2 separate regions of the Homo sapiens genome follow, and region 1 is linked to region 2. A link is an interaction called in ENCODE POLR2A ChIA-PET data of the cell type or tissue named here. Cell type or tissue: K562. All regions are shown on one strand. Links, peaks and the distances in the headings refer to the core of each region. The heading gives the core; the rest is flanking DNA. Region 1 overlaps USP54 (ubiquitin specific peptidase 54). Region 2 overlaps ANXA7 (annexin A7).

Region 1 (9,730 bases), core at 2,517-6,516, 130 kb after region 2:
CTTGAGGCCAGGAGTTCGAGACCAGCCTGGCCAACATGGTGAAACCCCTTCTCTACTAAAAATACAAAAAATTAGCCAGGCTTGGTGGCACACGCCTATGGTTCCAGCTACTCGGGAGGCTGAGGCAGAAGAATTGCTTGAACCCGGGAGGCGGAGGTTGCAGTGAGCCAAGGTTGTGCAACTGTACTCCAGCCTGGATGACAGAGCGAGACTGCCTCAAAAAAAAAAAAAAAATTGTAAGTAACCTAAATATTCAACAATAGTAGGATGGTTGAAGAAATAAATTACAGTACATTCATATGAAACACTTTATAACCATTAAAGGTAGTTTTTACAGCAAATGCTCACAGATATAACATGAGAAAGTCATGATACTAAACTGTATACATATAGTGTAAAGGATACTGCTTTTTGCAAAAACAAAACTATATAGTACATGTGTATAAAAATGAAAACCAAAGGTAAGCTTATGAAAACATTAAGAGTGAGATTATCAGTGATTTTTGATACTTTATGTATTTTCAAACTACCTGCAATGAAAAATGTTGCTATTTTGGGTAATACAAATTTTTTTTTGTTTTTGGTTTTGAGATAGAGTCTTGGTCTGTCGCCCAGGTTAGAATGCAGTGGCACAATCTCAGTTCACTGCAACCTCCACCTCCTGGGTTCAAGCAATTCTCCTGCCATCAGCCCCCCAAATAGCTGGGATTACAGGTGCCCGCCACCATGCCCAGCTAATTTTTTGTATTTATAATAGAGACAGGGTCTCACCATGTTGGCCAGGCTGGTCTTGAACTCCTGACCTTGGGTGATCCACCTGCCTCGGCCTCCCAAAATGCTGGGATCACAGGTGTGGGCCACCGTGCCCAGCTAATTTTTTTGTGTGTATTTTTAGTAGAGACGGGGTTTCATCATGTTAGCCAGGATGGTCTCAATCTCCTGACCTCATGATCCGCCCACCTCCGCCTCCCAAGTGCTGGGATTACAGGCATGAGCCACCATGCCTGGCCTTATTATTCTTAAAATAATTACTTGTGGCCTGGCACGGTGGCTCACGTGTATAATCCCTGCACTTTGGGAGGCCAAGGCGAGTGGATCACTTGAGGTTAGGGCTTCGAGATGAGCCTGGCCAACATGGTGAACCCCATCTCTACTAAAAATATAAAAATTAGCTGGGCGTGGTGGCACACACCTGTAATCCCAGCTACTCGGGAGGCTGAGGCAGGAGAAGTGGCCTGAACCCAGGAGGCAGAGGTTGCAGTGAGCTGAGATCACGTCACTGCACTCCAGCCTGGGCAACAGAGCGAGACTCTGTCTCAAAAAAAAAAAAAAATTATTTGTGTATTCTTGCTTCCTTAGATAGAAAGCTCACTGAGGCAGACTCCAGCTTTCCCTTATTCTTTAGATTCTTCCCATATCAACCAGTCCTATCAAAGACCACCTTAGTAAATGTTATTGTAAAATCTACATTAGGATACGGATCCTCAGAAATGTATCTTAATATCAAGTCTTAGGACAGGCACGGTGGCTCACACCTTTAATCCCAGCACTTTGGGAGGCTGAGGCGGGGGGATCACCTGAGGTCAGGAGTTCAAGACCAGCCTGGCCAACGTGGTGAAACCCTGTCTCTACTAAAAATACAAGAGTTAGCCAGGTGTGGTGGTGGACGCCTGTAATCTCAGCTACTTGGGAGGCTGAGGCAGGAGAATCACTTGAACCCGGGAGGCGGAGGTTGCAGTGAGCTGAGATCACGCCATTGCACTCCAGCCTGGGCAACAGGAGTGCAACTCTTCTCAGAAAAAAAAAAAAATGAATAAAAAATCAAATCTTATATTTATGTGGTATTCCCCTCAAAGGCTCTGGAGAACACAGTAAGTACTCAATAAACACTTACTCAACTGTAATTATATGTTGGTTGTCAGCATGCAAGGAACCTGCACCATTACAGAAACTGTCACAGCCAAGCTAAGGAAAAGTTCTCCAAGTTCAATTTCACAGAATCATACATGCCATTTTAGAGTTAGAACATATCTTTTTTTAAAAAAAAAGCCAGTTCTCTCATTTTACAGGTAAAACCTTGGCCCTGGGATATTAAGTGACTTGTCCAAATTTATACTGAGAGTTAATGTTGGAATCAGGAAAATAGTTCAGGCTTTGGAGTTAAGTGCATCAATGTAAGTTACAAACATTCTTCATGTCTTCAATTTCCAGAACTGACTATGATGTGCACTTCAGGTGCAGGCTCTACTCTTCACTCTGTATTATCTCAGTCAGTGGCTACCCTGTAGGCATATAGTACATTAAAAATTCCTTGAACACCAAACTTGACTTTTCCTAAAGGGATCAGGAAGGTCTTGATATTGCTGGTTCAGTATGATCTGGAAATGTCCACACTGAGCATATGGACATCCTACTGCAAAGCAGACCTGGAGGCTGAATCTTGGGATTCTAAGCCATAGAAGAATATATTTTCCTCTCAGCCTCCCTCCATTTCATGCTGTCATGCTGAATCACTCTCAAACACCTATGAACCATTCTTTTTTTTTTTTTTTTTTTGAAACGGAGTCTCATTCTGTTACCCAGGTTGGAGTGCAGTGGTGCGATCTCAGCTCACTGTAACCTCTGCCTCCCGAATTCAAGTGATTTCCCTGCCTCAGCCTCCCGAGTAGCTGGGACTACAGGCAAGTACCACCACGCCCGGCTAATTTTCTGTATTTTTAGTAGAGAAGGGGTTTCACTATGTTGGCCAGGATGGTCTCGATCTCCTGACCTTGTGATCTGCCCGCCTCGACCTCCCAAAGTGCTGGGATTACAGGAGTGAGCCACCGTGCCCGGCCCTGAACCATTCTTTAGCACAGCATACTGGAGAAGCCATGGGCAAATACTTAGTAATCTCTTACTTTAGAAGGAGGGAAGTTGCCTATGAGTGGTAATTCTGCCCCTTCCTCCACTCTAGCCAGAAAAATGTCTAGGTCTTGTCCTGAAGGCTTTCTGAGTAAAGTCAAAAGTTCTATTACCTCCTACTAAGCTGGGGATAGTATCTGTATAGAACACTCCCTTCTGATCTTTCCCTGCTTTCAGCTTTTATATGATCCTCCCCCCTCCCCCCAACCCCTGGTTGCATTCTTACCTGTTTGGCTAAGTGGGTGCCAGGCGGTATCCTGCTGCCCCCATCCAGAACAGCCAGCTTGAGAAGCCTGAAGACTGGCCTGATACAGAGACTCCAATTCTGAGGTCTCCTGCTCTGTGTCTTGGTTCCAATGTGGATGCAAAAGGATGTGATTTCTCTCTGGATAGGTTACACACGTATGGGAATCATGAGGGGAGGACTTCATTCCTGGCCTAGGTGCCCCATGCTTAAGCTGAGAATCACAGAACCTTGTGATATTCACCCAGGAATCCAAAGGCAAGGAAGTCCCCAAGTCAGTACTGCTGCCCAGATCCTTAGACCTAACATCTCTCACTTGGGACAGCTTCTCTTGGTATATGTCTGGCTCTGCCAACCTGGGCTGTCCTCCGCTAGAAGTTTCACCATTAGGCAGCCCAGAGTTTAAGGCAAGAGAAGAATGTTCAGTGGACTCTTCCCAGGAAAGTGGTCTATCCCCACCCTCCAGAGAGGATTGTTGCTTTGCCCATGGCCAGTGGCCTTTCTCTTGACCCTGTGAGAAAGGAGGCTTAGAATCAGAAGGGGAAGAGTTCTTCCTTAGACTACCTGACAAACTTCTATCCTTGAAACCTGTACTATCCCTCATGGAGACACCCTGCATCCTCTGGAACTGCTCAGCCAGAGAACGGACAAGCCCCTTTGTGCTGGGAAACTCTGGCCTATAGGTCTCCTCACTGCCTCTGTCCACTTTTAAAGTCAATGAAGTTTTGAGGCTTTGGCCTTGGAGGCATTGGTTAGTTTTCTGCACAGGATCAGGACAGTGAAGCACAAATGAAGAAGCAACAGGCATTATGGGGTGGCAGGTTCTATACAGGGGAAGGCTGGGCTGAGCTGATGAATTTGAAGGACTACAGCCTAGGCTGTGTTCATCACCCCTCTCAGAGGTGGCTATTCCAGGCATCACCGGGGAGGGGTTAGCAGGATCCTTCTTTTCTTGGAACAGCTGTTCTTGAGCAATGCCTCTTCCTTCTTGTGGAGGGAGCTTGCTGCAACTGCTGTTGTCACACCTAGAGCCTTGCAGCTTACCCTCTGGGGCATCCAATGGCTCCCAACTATGATGAGAATTCTTCTCAGTCCACCCTGGTGCTTTAGGTAAACCTTGCCTGTGGAATGCAGAGGGTTCAATGTTGTCTACTTCAACCGAAGTCAGAAGCTTCAAGGCAGATCTACTGGGGGAGCTGTGCTGTGGGGCAGATGACTCTGGAGATAGTGATGAGTGTGACTCATGGCAGGAAGCAGGTGAATGGAAGAAAGAACTGGCCCCAAACTCTGTATCCATGCCGGATTCCAGTTGGGCCTCTTGGCTTAACAATACTTGGAGCGGGATAGGCTGTTCACTGAAACAAATGGAGAGAGCTAGTCATAAGCTGCCTTGACTGACAGGAACACTTACAGAAAGAACTCAACATTCCATTCCCATTTCTAGCTATTCACACAGGGAATGGTAAAAATAAACAGAAAGACAAGCACAAGTAGAGTCAGTAGTTCAGAGGATCACAAAAGAAAAGGCACATGGTCAGCTCACACTCAGGTAAATAGGTAACGTTAATCCTCTTTATTAAACACCCTCACCAAAGTTGCACAGTAACATTAAGTGGAGCCCTTGCCAATATTCTTCACTACCTGTGAAGTCGCATTCCAATCACATTCTACTTGCAAATTAGGAAACAAAATCAGCTAGTCTCACATGCAGATGACATGGAAGGTAAGCAAAGCCTGAAAATCACTCATACCAAACAGCAAAAATCCAGGATGCTATACAGGGAGGCAAGTCCTACCTGGGGTCCTGAGAGGCAGCCCGGCCAAAGGAACTATGAGGCCACATTTACAAAATACAGGGTGATTTGGGCTCATGGGAATACACAGAAATTAACCATTTCAAATATGTTTTTATAATCTGGATTTTGTTCTATTAGTCACTGAGATGTTTCCCCAAAGCAATATGACTCTCTTGAGATTTAGGAGTAGGAGTAGGGATTAACTGTATTTAGTTGGTTTCTCACTAATTGTTTTGTATTTCTGACTTTAAAAACTTAATGTTACAAGGACTTAAATAAAGCCTCGATCACTCACATACATCAGGATGTATACGTTTTCTGGAAACGGTTTACCTATCTAAATTGCTTATATTCAAAACAAGCCCCTAAATTTGAATGAAAATATACTATCAACTTTTGAGGATATAGTCACCCAGTCACCCTTATAACATTATGGAGAATATGATTTACTAATATGGGAAGCCCAATCATACAAGGCAATATTACATAATGGTTAAGGACATGTGCTTTAGCATCAAATAGACCTGCAATTTTTTTTTTTTTTTTTTTTTTGAGACAAGGTCTTGCTCTGTCACCCAGGCTGGAGTGTGGCAGTGCCATCACGGCTCACTGCAGCCTTGACCTGCCGGGCTAACCGATTCTTCCACCCAAGCCTCCTAAGTAGCTGGGACCACAGGTATGCACCACCATGCCCAGCTAAATTTTTTGTGTTTTTTGTAGAGACAGGGTTTTACCGTGTTGCCCAGGCTGGTCTCAAACTCCTTGACTCAAATAATCTGCCCTCCTCGGCCTCCCAAAATTCTGGGATTACAGGCGTGAGCTACCATGCCTAGCAGTTAACTATTTTTGAACATTTGCCTTTTGAACATTGAACCCAGGAGGTTGAGGCTGCAGTAAGCTGTGATCGTGCCACTGCACTCCAGCCTGGGTGAAAAAGCAAGATCCTGTCTCCAAAAAAAAAAAAAAAAAAAAAATGTTAACTGCTTTTACTAATTTATATTTTGAAAACTACTCAGAATTATTAACGGTCCAAATTAATGTTTATTTAAATTCATCTATTCTAAGTAAAAGCCAAATTCCAGGGCTAAGATGTGAGAACTACAACAATGACTACTGGAACTTCTTTCCTAGTCCTGACCATAAAGAAGCAAAGCAAAGGGAATCTTTGTGTCTCTTCTCTATGGTGCAATCAGAGCAAGAAAGACTGCTTTCTCTGCTTCCATAAGGATAGGAAGCACTGAAATCCCAAAATAAATCACATGGTAGCTACTACAACATGAAATGTAGCCTGGATTGCCATGTCTAAGAACATAATATATACAAATATAATAATCGCGTTATTACACAAGTCCAGGGCTAAAGTTACCCATGGGAAATGTGGACAAATGGTCTTATTATGCTGTACTTTTTGCATCCTAGGAATTATTAAGATAAGGACCAGCAGTACAATGAGCTTTTCACTGTATGTCTGACCTGAAAGAAGAAAATCTTTTCAGAGGACTCCTCTCTCCCCTTCAGTCGCCAAGACAATGAGAGCTCTTGCTACAGAATACTCATGGTCATTTCTTCCCCTGGCATTCATAAACTAACATGGTTCCCAAGCACTACCTTGTTGGCTGAGAGAGAGTCCCCGCCTGTGTTGGGAGGCAGGCTGAGGGCTGCGACGGCTGCTGTGGTGATTGCTGCTGCTGCATGCGATCCTGCAGGCTCCGTGCTTTTCGAATACTGATTTGCAACTTCTTATCGACTAGGGCTCTGCTGTGCGTGCTACAGCTGGCACCATGCAGGGCAAGTCTTAGTTTAGCTAAAATGCAAAAGAAAATATAGCAGAAACAGAACACAAAACACAAATAAAAATAAAAAGAATAAAATTGAAAAAAAATGAGCAAAGATATGCAGTAAAACTCAAAATATGTAGCAGGAACGCAAGGCATGGACCATGCATATGCTGTCCAGGGCACACAGCTGCCTCTGGCTATAAGGAACATTGATGGAAGCCATGGAGGCCAAACAGGTTAATCCAAATTAAAAAAACAAAACTAAAATAAATCAAGAAGATAAACCAGTGCCTCCATCTTAGAGATTGCCACTCTTGTCCTTTGCATCTGACCTGTCTGACTCTGGTCTCCACACTCTACTCTCACCCCTCTCTTCCCAATGGCCAACAGCAGAAATAAGATCCAAACCTGCATCTGTCTTTATAGACCACAGCTTCTTGTGGGTCACATACAAGAAGCTGATACCAATTCTAAGCCTTAGTCTCTTGCTGTAAGTTTATGGTGCTGCATACTATGAAGGTAGGGGAGAATCAGAAAGAATCAAATACTGAATTAAAAAGTCACAGGCCTGGGAAGTCATAGCCAATTTATTCAGTTTTCCTTCTATAAGCTCCAACCCACTAGCCAGTGACTAGCAAAAGAGCAGACTAATTTCACATCTGAGGTCTAACTTTATCCTGAAATAAGAAGGTAGGCATGACTGGAGAAATCATCTATGGATTCCTTGCTGAGGTTATTCTGGTAAATATCCATAGGCCACAGTGCCAGTGCCAGGTACACTTAGAAATCAAAGGGCAAAAACAGCTAACGCGACTCAGTTTGGGAGAGCAAGAGTGAGGAGACACAAAAACTGTTTTTATCCTGTCTGAGTGACAACACTAATAATACCTATTGTGAAGTTAGTCAAAAGTGCCACAGCCATAGCAGTTAGAGTTACTTACAGATAGCTTCATTACAGAGAGCCAAAGCTGCAGCACAGTCTCCTTTCTGTTCCAGATGTAGTGACTCTTCAAACACTGACTCTGCCTCTTGCAGGGACCTCTCAAAGCCGTCACTCCTCCCTGAAAGGGCCAGCACTTTTCATTTTCATTACAATTCATTCCAAATTTTCCTGTGTACTGTTGTTTCCCTTCAGTACACAGAGATCCTTGCTGCTGAGCCACTGGTCTACCCTTATTCCAACTGTCTATTCCTATTAAGAATTATCTGAAAACAAGCAGGACATCCATTTTGCCTTAACCAAGATGTTACCAAGGCCATGAAAGAGAGGCATGCCATTAATGGCCACATATTCTAACACCAAGACCCTTAGGAAGTCCCTCAAGGAAGGAGCTCCAGTGGTGCAATCGGTTAGCGCGCGGTACTTATATGACAGTGCGAGCGGAGGAAGTCCCTCAAGGAAAGAACAAAGTAATAGCAGAAGGTTAGGTTCTTATGCCCGGAATTGAACTGCTCTTTCCCAGTGCAATTCTTGCCAACTAGTGTCAGAACACCCTAGATGTCAACTAAGACGTTCACTGCTATGTTATGGCAAAGGTAGCTTCATTATTCTGTGGACAGCCATTCATACCACTTATTTACTTCACCAATTCACAGTCCTCTATGCACCACCCTAAACTGGAAAATCAGTGCACTTCTTGGTCACAGATGGTCTACACTTCCTAATCCAATGTATCTGCCAGGGCAGTTGAACTGCCTTCATTCCTGGTTTGCATATACATACTTGTCATAAGCGTTGCTAAGTATTTACTTTCATCATGCTATTCCTCACCAAAACTACCCCCAAAGAAGTCACCTTCCCATACAGCAAGCAGGGAATATTCCATCCTCCTCTCAAAGTGAATGTGTGCCAAAGCAGGTGCAGAAGAGTCTAAAAACAATACCGGATGAAAAGGCTAGGAAGTACAGGCAGAAAAATTTTTGTAAAAGAACTCTCATGTTTATGTATCCCTTGCCCTCTACTTACTCATAATCATACATTGGCAGCAAGCTGTAATGTAATTTCACCTACAAATGGGATTGCCAGTGAGCCTTCACAAGGTTGCAGGGAAAAAAAAATGTCTGAGTCACTTCTCCCATAATGTCCCTCATCCTCCACTTACCTCCAGCAGGACATGGTAAGAAAGGCTCTTCCACATCCCTAACATTCACTTCCTAATTCATCATGACTTTTTGAGAGCAATGGGAAGACAATGGAAACAGCAGGTTGGTTCTGAAGAACTTGGCACTCAGGATCCACTCTATCTCTAGAGGTGTGGTTTCCCTTACTCCCCAGACCTGAAGTTCTCTCATAATATTTGTAATCAACTAAATGTATACAACCTTTATAATCAGAGGTAGGGCGTAGAGCCATTTTTTTTAAGTTCTCTACTCTATGGAGATCTAGACAAGCTATAGTTGATCAATCACTGTACTAAATTTTAATTCTTATCCTTCAGAATCTTAGCATTCCATTCCTTGCTCATGCAGGAAATGCTGAACCACAGTGTATAGAGAACTGACAATGAAATATTGCCAGTGGGATCTCCTCCTAACTTTAATCTATTGCCCAACTGGCAGAGAGAGAAAAAAAGGAGAGAAATGACAAGACCCCTTTTTTCAGAAGCAAAATAAACCTGGGACACCAATGTGATACAGCTTGAGGTCAAAAAGGGAAAAAAGACTATCCAAATATAGAGACAGCTAAGTATTAGGAATTTAAAACTAATTTGGAAACTAATACAATGTCTTGGGAAATATAAGGCAACAATTACCTTGAATCAAAAGAGAGTAGTATTAAAGGAAAAAAGCTGCCCCCAAACAGGATTACTTGGCCCAAGAAGATTCTCTAAGTGTATATAAAAAGAGAAAAGTGGTCAACAGAAAACAGCCAGCAAAGTTAAAAGCTTGCACTTACAAACTGGGACCTTCATACTGCTTTAGCACAATTTGTTGTAAGTGGGGTTTCCGAATTATAAAAACAATAAAGTCATTTTATAGGAAAAAAACTAAGATATATGGCCTATTTA
Region 2 (9,730 bases), core at 3,823-7,822:
GGAAGAGTTTAAGCTTAATGAGCAGTTGGTTTCTCTCAAAAACAGAAAGACAAACCCAAACAAGAAAAGGCTGCCTTTTAGAGTCTCAGGGACCATCTTTGGAATAAGATGGAAAAATCCTCCTTGAAGCTGAAGAACTGTCTTCTGAGCAACTGGCACAAGGAATACGTAGAGGCACATTCTACATGGGCGACTGAATATAACACAGGAAAAGGTACTCACAAAAAATTTCCCAGATTATTGCCTTTGGATTCACACACACTTTCTCAGGAAGTTACTCCTCTACTCATGCCCTGGAAAAGGTAGGGCTGGGCCTTGAACTCTGCATAAAGAGAGACTCAGCACCTCATGTAAAATCTTAATAGCCATTTTTTAGCATTGTCTGTTTTCCTTCTTGTTTCTTTTAAATCCTAACCTACTGCCCTCCTGTTACTCTGATTTAGGTAAATTCAATTTCCTTCAACCCATTTACTTTGCTTTCTCATTTCCATATCCACTATCCTTTCCACAGCTACCTCCCTTTTTTTTTTTTTAGATGGAGTTTTGCTCTTGTTACCCAGGCTGGAGTGCAATGGCACAATCTCAGCTCACTGCAACCTCTGCCTCCCGGGTTCAAGCGATTCTGCTGCCTCAGCCTCCCAGGTAGCTGGGATTACAGGTGCCACCACTCCTGGCTAATTTTTTGTATTTAGTAGAGATGGAGTTTCACCATGTTGGTCAGGCTGGTCTCAAACTCCTGACCTCAGGTGATCCACCCGCCTCAGCCTCCCAAAGTACTGGGATTACAGACATGAACCACCACACCCAGCCCCTCCCTTGGCTCTTAAGAGCCCCTCCTCTCCTTTAGATCCCTCCAGATGGTCCAATCTTGTGCACTAGCACAATAGGCAATAACTCTTGATATTGAATCAGCATGCTAGTCATTTACATAATCTCTTTCAAATACACCTTCATCATCTAAGTGTGCTTCTTTTCTTTTTTTCTTTTCTTTTTTTTAAGGACAGGATCTCACTCTATTGCCCAGGCTGGAATGCAGTGGTGCGATCACAGTTCACTGCAGCCTCAATCTCCTGGGCTCAAGTGATCCTCCCACTGAACTTCCTGAATAGCTGGCACTACAGGCACATACCACCATGTTCGGCTAATTTTTAAAAATATTTTTTATAGAGATGGTTTCTTGCTATGGTACCCAAGCTGGCTTCAAACTCCTGGCCTCAAGCAATCCTCCTGCCTTGGCCTCCAAAAGTGCTGGAATTACAGGTGTGAGGCACAATGTCTGGCCCTAAGTGTGTTTCTAATGCCATTCCAAATACCCTATTTGGAGTATTTTCTGTCAATTCTCCAGCACACCTGGGGAATCAAAATAAAGAAGGTGCTAATCACAGTTATTACTGGGAACCCTAAAACATTTTTCTGCATTTCTGGGTCTCCTCACATAGTCCTCACTTCCTGTAGCACCTCTATGGCAGTCCTGCACATCTTCACTTGATGGTGGGGCATAATGGGCAGGATAGTGATAAGCTCAAATGTACAGTTTCATCCCCATCCCAGCCACAGAGCCTCGAATTGGTTTCTGATTCCATACAACCTTAGAGGTTAAATCTCTAATTCCTTACAAAAGCCAGATTTACAGGAATAAATCTCAATAGTAACTACAAAGAAATCTGTACACTGGTTTCTGTGTTGTCCCTCTTAAAGATGGCAATATTGCAAGGTGGCTAAATATTAAAAGGAATAAAGAATGCTCACTGGCAAAAGGCTTTTAAAGTATGTTCCCTCTATCAACGCACAAGCATTCATACTATACTCACCTGGCACATGGACACAAGTAAACGTTCAAAATGTCCTGATGTATCTGACCTAATGTCCTTTTCAAGGTCTCGTCCAAATTCTGACTGATAACATCTGACAATTTCTCGGATTTCCTGATTTGTTCTTGTGCACAAAATCTCAATCAATACACGTTCCTGAGTTCCTGCTCCCTACATGAAATGAAGGGAAGATTATACAAAGAAAAATGAAATTTCTGCAAGTAATTAAATCTTCGTCAAATATTTCTTTGTTCTGTAGAACTAAAAACTATATATTCAGATGGATGATGTGAAATAAAGAATTGCTTTAATTACCACTGTAAATTCAGAACTGTCATAATTTGTACGGTTTTACATATGAAATAGGACAAAATATTCATAATAAATGACATATAGTAGTACCTGCATTGCTTTCCGTAAGCTCCAGGCATCGTAATACGTAGGAGGCATGAAGAGGGCCAGGATCAGTTCTTCCATATTTCCACTTAACTCTGATTTGAGATCTTTGATTAAATCCTATTTAATCACAAATACAAGCTAAGTATATGTGTTCTCCAAATTTTGTCACTTAAATCTTTTAAGGAAAATACAAAAAAAGAAATGGAATTGCTTTATAAAAACCTAAATTTGAAAGCTGAATGTTAATATACTAAGAAGTAAATAAAGGCCAGGCGCGGTGGCTCATGCCTGTAATCCCAGCACTTTGGGAGGTCAAGGCAGGAGGATCATGAGGTCAGGAGATCAAGACCATCCTGGTTAACACGGTGAAACCCTGTCTCTACTAAAAACACAAAAAATTAACCGGGAGTGGTGGCAGGCACCTGTAGTCCCAGGTCCTCGGGAGGCTGACACAAGAGAACAGCGTGAACCTGGGAGGCAGAGCTTGCAGTGAGCTGAGATCGCACCACTGCACTCCAGCCTGGGCGACAGAGCAAGACTCCGTCTCAAAAAAAAAAATAAATAAATAGAAATAAAAAAGAAGTAAATAAATTTAAAGTCTGTTACACTTACACATTTATTACACTCAAGCAGATCTATTTTATTCATTCTATCAATAAACATTTAATAAAATCTTATTCCACTCTACCAGGTACAAAAACAAGGGATATATGAAACAAAGAATTATTCAAACTGACAAAATGATAAACAGATATTTACTTAGTAAAAGGAACTGTTCTTGGTTCTATGAGGAAGTAGAAACCATTATCATCTTGTTCTTATTTGTTTTTTGTTGTTATTTTTTTTGAGACAGAGTCTCGCTCTGTGGCCCAGGCTGGAATGCAGTGGTGTGATCTCGGCTAACTGCAACCTCTGCCTCCTGGGTTCAAGCGCTTCTCCTTCCTCAGCCCCCTGAGTAGCTGGGACTACAGGCACATCCCACCACGCCAGGCTAATTTTTGTATTTTTAGTAGAGATGGGGTTTCACATGTTGGCCAGGCTGGTCTTGAATGCCTGACCCCAAGTGATACACCCGCCTTGGCCTCCCGAAGTGCTGGCATTACACACATGAACCACTGTGCCCAGCCGATATTGTTCTTATTTGGAAAGATACACATCTAAAAAAAAAATAATGTAAGGTAACCTGTACTCTAGCACTGGGTAAGTAGCATAGAAATAAGTAATAGAGAAAGTTGAAACAGAAAAAGTTCAAAGTCAGCTGGAGAGCTCAGAGAAAAATGTAAAAATTAGCATGCAAAGACGAAGGAGAAAGGTATTTCAGGTAAGAAGGAACACCACCAAGGAACAGAGAAGGGGTTCCCAGCCTTGACTCTTCATTACATTCATTGTGGAGCTTTAAAAAAAAAAAGAAAAACATTGATGTCCAGGACTAAGACTCAGAGATTCTGTGTATTTTTAAGTTTTAAAGGAAATTACGATGTTCAGTTAAGGTTGAGAATTACTCGTATAGAGCCAAGAATGAGCAAAGCTTGTTCAATGGAACAATAAGACAACCGGTTTTGCTACAGAGGAAGGTTTTCATAATAGATGAGTTAAAACAAAGTTGTAACTAAATCTTGGATTATTACACTGAATGCCAAGCTAAAGAATATGGACTTGATTCTGTTTGCTGGGAGGAACCACTGGAAACTTTTCATGCAAGAAAATGGCACTGATGTAGCAACAATATTCAGAATGGATGATGGTGACAAAGAAGCTATAGATGAAAACATTTAGGCTACTGGAATATTTAGTTAAGAGGTAATAAAGTCTTGGACTTGAATGGTAACAATGGAAATGAGAAGGAACAAAGTAGACAAAAGAAACATTTTAAAGGGCCATTTTATAGATTAGATCAATAAAAACTAGTAAATAACCAACTGCTAGGACAAAGCATACAGAATACTCCCTATGATAAAAGAAAAACATGGACTCAAAGATGACTATAGCAGGCTAGAAAAACAGTGTTTTACTAATTAGGAAGTTAAGAAAAGAGGTGGCTAGTGGTACGGAAATTAGATTGTTAGTTTTAATTCTAAAGCAATATATAAAAAAACTTGAGACAGCATTGTGCAGACTAGATAAAAAATTCATAACATGGAAAATATCTTTGTGAGAATAGTGAGTCTGATGTTGAAGCTTAAGGAGATCTAGGGTTTGTGTTGCATAATCAGTCACTGGGCTGGGCAGACAGGGAAAGGCAAAATAGAATAAGCAAGGTGGGACCAATCAATGGACCACTACCCCATTCTGAGAAATATAAACTAGATGCAGAGAACATTAGGATATTTTTAGGATTCCTATCTAAATGGCAAAGCAGGTCAGGCGTGGTGGCTCATGCCTGTAATCCCAGCACTTTGGGAGGCCAAGGCAGGCAGATCACATGAGGCCAAGAGTTTGAGACCACACTTGCTAACATGGCAAAATCCCGTCTCTACTAAAAGTACAAAAATTAGCTGGGTGTGGTGGCAGACACCTATAATTCCAGCTACTCGAGAGGCTGAGGCACGAAAATCGCTCTTGCCTGGAAAGTGGAGGCTGCAGTGAGCGGAGATCATGCCACTGCACTCCAGCCTTTTGAGACTCTGTCTCAAAAAAAAGTAAAAAAAAAAAAAAAAAAAGCAAAGCAGTGCTATCCATGTTTTCCCATTACATCTGAGGAACAATGGCATTTTTTAGCCATAGAATCTTGTTGGATTTAGAAACTGATCATCCATTCAACAAGTACTAAGTGGCTACTTGCCATTATATACTTGGTACTGTAATACAAAGATGACTATGACCATGGTTTGTCCTATGGGAGCTCAGTTTTTGGGGGTGGGCCGTGAGATTAGTAATAACAGAGGTTTTACAAAGTGCTATGGGACTACAGTATTAAGAAGCAGCTAAATTCTGTCCAGACTAATGAAAGAAACTTCAGAGTAGCTGATATTTAAGCCAAATCTTAAAGAAGTTTGCCATGAAAAAAAGAAAAGGTATTCAAGGCCAGGAGAATGGCATGTACACAACACAGAAGCATAAAAGATCATGGCGTGTACAGAGAATGGCAAGCATTTCCATATTATTTTTTTTTGAGACAGCGTCTTGTTCTGTCACCTAGGCTACAGTGCAGTAACACAATCACAGCTCACTAACAGCCTGACTTCCTGGGCTCAAGCAATCTTTCTACCTCAGCCTCCCAAGCAGCTGGGACTATGGACACACGCCACCACGCCCAGCTAATATAATTTGTTGTCATCGTTGTTGGAAATGAAGTCTCCCTATGTTGCCCAGGCTGGTCCTGAACTCCTGGCCTCAAGAAATTCTCCTGCTTTGGCCTCCCAAAGTGCTGGGATTACAGGCGTAAGCCACCACGCTCAGTCCATATAATTTTAACATAGGACACGTTTAGAGAAAGGGAGAGAAGCAGAAGGCGATGCCCAGGACCAAGAATAAACAAGGGCTATGTAATAAGCCTTGAATCCCACTGTAACAGGCAGAAGACTGAGAACCATCCTCTTGATCATGATTGTAGTTGTGATCTACTTTCTACTGAATGTCTATCACATATGTGACTGGGGTAAGGTATGATTATGAGATCAAGGACTACTCTAGAATGAAAAAGCCTTTTAAGAGAAATAGGCCAGGCATGGTGGCTCACGCCTGTAATCCCAGCACTTTGGGAGGCTGAGGCAGGCGGATCACTTGAGGTCAGGAGTTAGAGACCAGCCTGGCCAACATGGTGAAACTCTGTCTCTACTAAAAATACAAAAATTAGCCAGGCATGATGCTGTGCACCTGTAGTCCCAGCTACTCAGGAGGCTGAGGCAGGAGAATTGCTTGAACTCGGGAAGCAAAGACGGCAGTGAGCTGAGATCGCACCATTGCACTCCAGCCTGGATGTTGGTGCGAGACTTCATCTCAAAACAAAACAAAACAAAAAACAGAAATAGGGAATACAGTACCCTTGAGGTCTCTAAAGTCTAGTTGTCCCTCTTTTGCACCACAGGTACTAATCAAAATATAGTATCCAATCTGACATGAATGCAGAGTCTACCAGCCACTGCTGGTGCTCATTCCAGGAAAGAAAAACATACCTTGCCATAGGAGGTCTTAAATGCTGCTTTAATTTTTTGCCTCTGATCATTGGAACGGTTGGCCACCACATCCACAATTGCCTGCTCATCTGTCCCTGGAAGAACCACACATGTTTAAGTAAGGACAAAGTACATGCTAGGTGCTGCTTGAGGTCATCTTTTTTTTTTTTTTTTTTTTTTGAGACGGAGTTTGTCACCCAGACTGGGGGTGCAAGTGCAATGGTGTGATCTAGGCTGACTGCAATCTCCACCTCCCAGGTTCAAGCAATTCTCCTGCCTCAGCTTCCCGTGAAGCTGGGATTACAGGCATGCATCACCATGCCCAACTATTTTACTTTTTATTTTTAGTACAGATGGAGTTTCGCCATGTTGGCCAGGCTGGTCTTGAACTCAGGTGATCTGCCCACCTCGGCCTCCTAAAGTGCTGGGACTACAGGTGTAAGCCACCACACCCAGCCTGAGGTCATCTCTTAGAATGCTTACAAGGCACTAGACATCAGATTAAATCCAGGTATGCGCACCCAGGCTGACACATAAACTTGGGTTTATGAGATAAGGTTTATTTTTACTTTAGAACTGATTACTTTAACTTATTAAAAAAGACAAAAATTTGTTTTCCTTACCAAAACCCTTCATTGCCTTACGAAGAATTTCTGCATCTCTTATAGCATCGAAGTTGGCAGCTGGTCGGATAGTTCCTTGAGTGACCTGAGTCACTGTGGCAGGCTGAAAATAAAAGGCATAAAATCCGTGTCAGCATTTCCAGTAAGTTTCTAATGAGGAAACTTAAAGACTTCCCCAGACATCAATCTTAAGTAAGAAGGCCAATGTTTGGGTTTTAAGGCAAGGATATGAGCATTTTATTACCAGAGCTCATTATGGAACAGACAGGAAAGACCTATCCCCCTTCAGGACAGATTTTTCTCCTGCCAACAGATAGCCAGACACCAAACTTCCAGGAGACAAGATGGCCAAACTTGTGAAATTAAAGTCACAATCTTACTATAGTTTCCTTTTTGGTAGAATAGGAAGAAAAAAGAAGACTGATCCCTGAATGGTGTGAGATGAGCGACAATGTTTGATTTAAAAACAGAAGAATATAAAATGGCTTTAGTGAAGTAGCACATGAATGCCCAGTGAGATTTCAAACCAGCAATATAATTTTAGTAATCTCTCTTAATTTCCTATATGGACCCTGATTATTATACATGAAATAAATCTATATGAAAATTAAAAATTGCCATTTAGCAAATACTATGGTAGTAACTGTTTCAGGCAAGAATCAACAGTGGGTGCTAAAATTAGGTGGCAAAAGTATAAAGAAACAGGATATTTGTATAACCTATAACATTATAGCAGAGAAACCTTGCAGGCACCAACTTAAATGATCAAAATTAATTATCACCAGTAATGGAATAAGTCAATAATAAGTGTCTCCTGATATGATGCACTGGGGGCACAAAATCATTTCTGTGGTACTCTTGCCAAAAAGGCATGACCTGGATTTAACCATGAGAAAATATCAGACAAACCCAAATTAAGAAATATTTTATAAAATAACTGACAGTGTTCTTCAAAAGCATCAAGGGCATGAACAACAAAGACTGAGGAACTATTTCAGATTAAAGGAGACTTAAGAGACATGACAATAAATACAACATTGCATTCTGGATTTGATCCTGAACCAGAAAAAGGACATCATTGAGACAACTGGTGAAACTGAAATAAGGTCTGTAGGTTGGGTAACAGTACTATATCGATGTTATTTCCTGATTTTGATCATTGCATTGTGTTTATGTAGGAAGTTAACATTTGGAGAATCTGAGTAAAGGGTATATACAAATTATTTGTACTATTTTGCAAGTCTAAAATTATGTCAAAATTAAAAGATAAAACAATTTAAAATACAAAGCTATGAAATAATTCAATAGTTTCCCCCAATTTTTTATTTTTTAGAGATAGGCTCTCACTCTGTTGTTCAGGCTGGAGTGCAGTGGCACAAACATAGCTCACAGTAACCTTGAATTCCTGAGCCCAAGCAATCCTCCTGCCTCAGCCTCCTGAGTAGCTAGCACTACAGCCATGTGCCACCATGCCCAGCTAATTTCTTACTTTTGTAGAGACGGGGGTCTTGCTATGTTGCCCAGGCTGGTATCGAATTCTTGGCCTCAAGTGATCCCCCTGCCTTGGCCTCCCAAAGTGCTGGAATTACAGGTGTGCGGCCAGCCCAGAATAATTCAAGAAGTTTCTTAGGGTGTTCAAGTCAGGGCTTAAGAGGGATGGGATGAAGATGATGCTCCACTACTTTTTAAAAAAATTTTAATTGTAACAACACATTTCTTGTATGTTTGAATGTTGACCTAAAATAAAGATTACTGTTGTAAAATAAGTGTTTTCACTGCAGAAAACACACATATACACACACACAGTTTATTTAATCCAATACCTCCAAAGTATTATCATTTAAACATGCAATCAATACCATTTCAAAATAAAAGATGATTCAATGCTTTTTAGACAACAGAAACTGTATTTAAAGTTATACACATTGAATACAGCAGTACACCAGCATTTGTGGGGGCAAAGCAACTGAGGAGATGAGAACAAGCCCCATCTTTCAGCAGCTTTTCAAGATAACACTTTTATGGGTCAATAGCTCCTCCCACTCATATATATTTTTACTCCAACATTTTCTTCTACCAGTAAGCCTTAGCATCCATCCTCTACTAGTTTCCAAGCTAGGGCTGTAAGCAGAGAACTAACAAATATACCTATAGTGGTTTTAATAGAAAGCCAAAATTATTCTACTTGTAGCAAATAGTCGAGTATAAAAAAATTTTATAAGCCTTCATGTCTCAAGAAACTAAGTTTCCTTTGATGTAACCGCTGTCACTAAAATCCTAAATAGGACAGAAGCCATTGTTTCTAATACACTGGAATAGATAAACTAACCCTCACTGTGTACCATTTGATGATTCTCATTTTCTGTGATTCTCTTTTGTAAAATATATATATATATATATATATATATAAAAATATATATATACACACACACACATATATATATATTGATTTCATATTTCATCTGTAGGGAAAAATTTTTTTGATGTATTCTCTGCCGAAAGTCTAAGTTTGAAGTAAATTTTCAAGAATACTGTCATCTTCCAGGCATTAAACTGAATTCAAAGAAATCAGGATCTGGGCTGGGCACAGTGGCTCATGCCTGTAATCCCAGCACTTCGGGAGGTCGAGGCAGGTGGATCACGAGGTCAAGAGATTGAGACCATCCTGGCCAACATGGTGAAACCCTGTCTCTACTACAAATACAAAAATGCTGGGCGTGGTGGTGCGCACCTGTAGTCCCAGCTACTCAGGAGGCTGAGGCAGGAGAATCACTTGAACCCG

What was found. Peaks named below come from ENCODE experiments on the same cell type or tissue, not always from the same donor. Only the 100,000 strongest peaks of a DNase experiment are listed, where the experiment ranks them.
Region 1: POLR2A ChIA-PET joins it to region 2 with 6 read pairs; 3 of 35 experiments call an interaction of 5 or more read pairs at or near these places.

What each region holds. Positions count from the first base shown.
Region 1 is chr10:73,513,245-73,522,974 of GRCh38, forward strand. It overlaps USP54 (ubiquitin specific peptidase 54), which reads right to left. Exons shown (of 24, transcript NM_001391956.1): 18 at 7,664-7,783; 19 at 6,553-6,748; 20 at 3,131-4,503. Among named protein-coding and RNA genes, the nearest start is that of PPP3CB, 22 kb to the left of the region's middle. In K562, for the core only: no CTCF peak of the experiment used is centred there; DNase peaks (open chromatin) are centred at 4,077 and 4,377.
Region 2 is chr10:73,381,364-73,391,093 of GRCh38, forward strand. ANXA7 (annexin A7) reads right to left here. Exons shown (of 13, transcript NM_001156.5): 6 at 6,949-7,051; 7 at 6,326-6,420; 8 at 2,214-2,327; 9 at 1,812-1,982. Among named protein-coding and RNA genes, the nearest start is that of CFAP70, 27 kb to the left of the region's middle. In K562, for the core only: no CTCF peak of the experiment used is centred there; no DNase peak of the experiment used is centred there.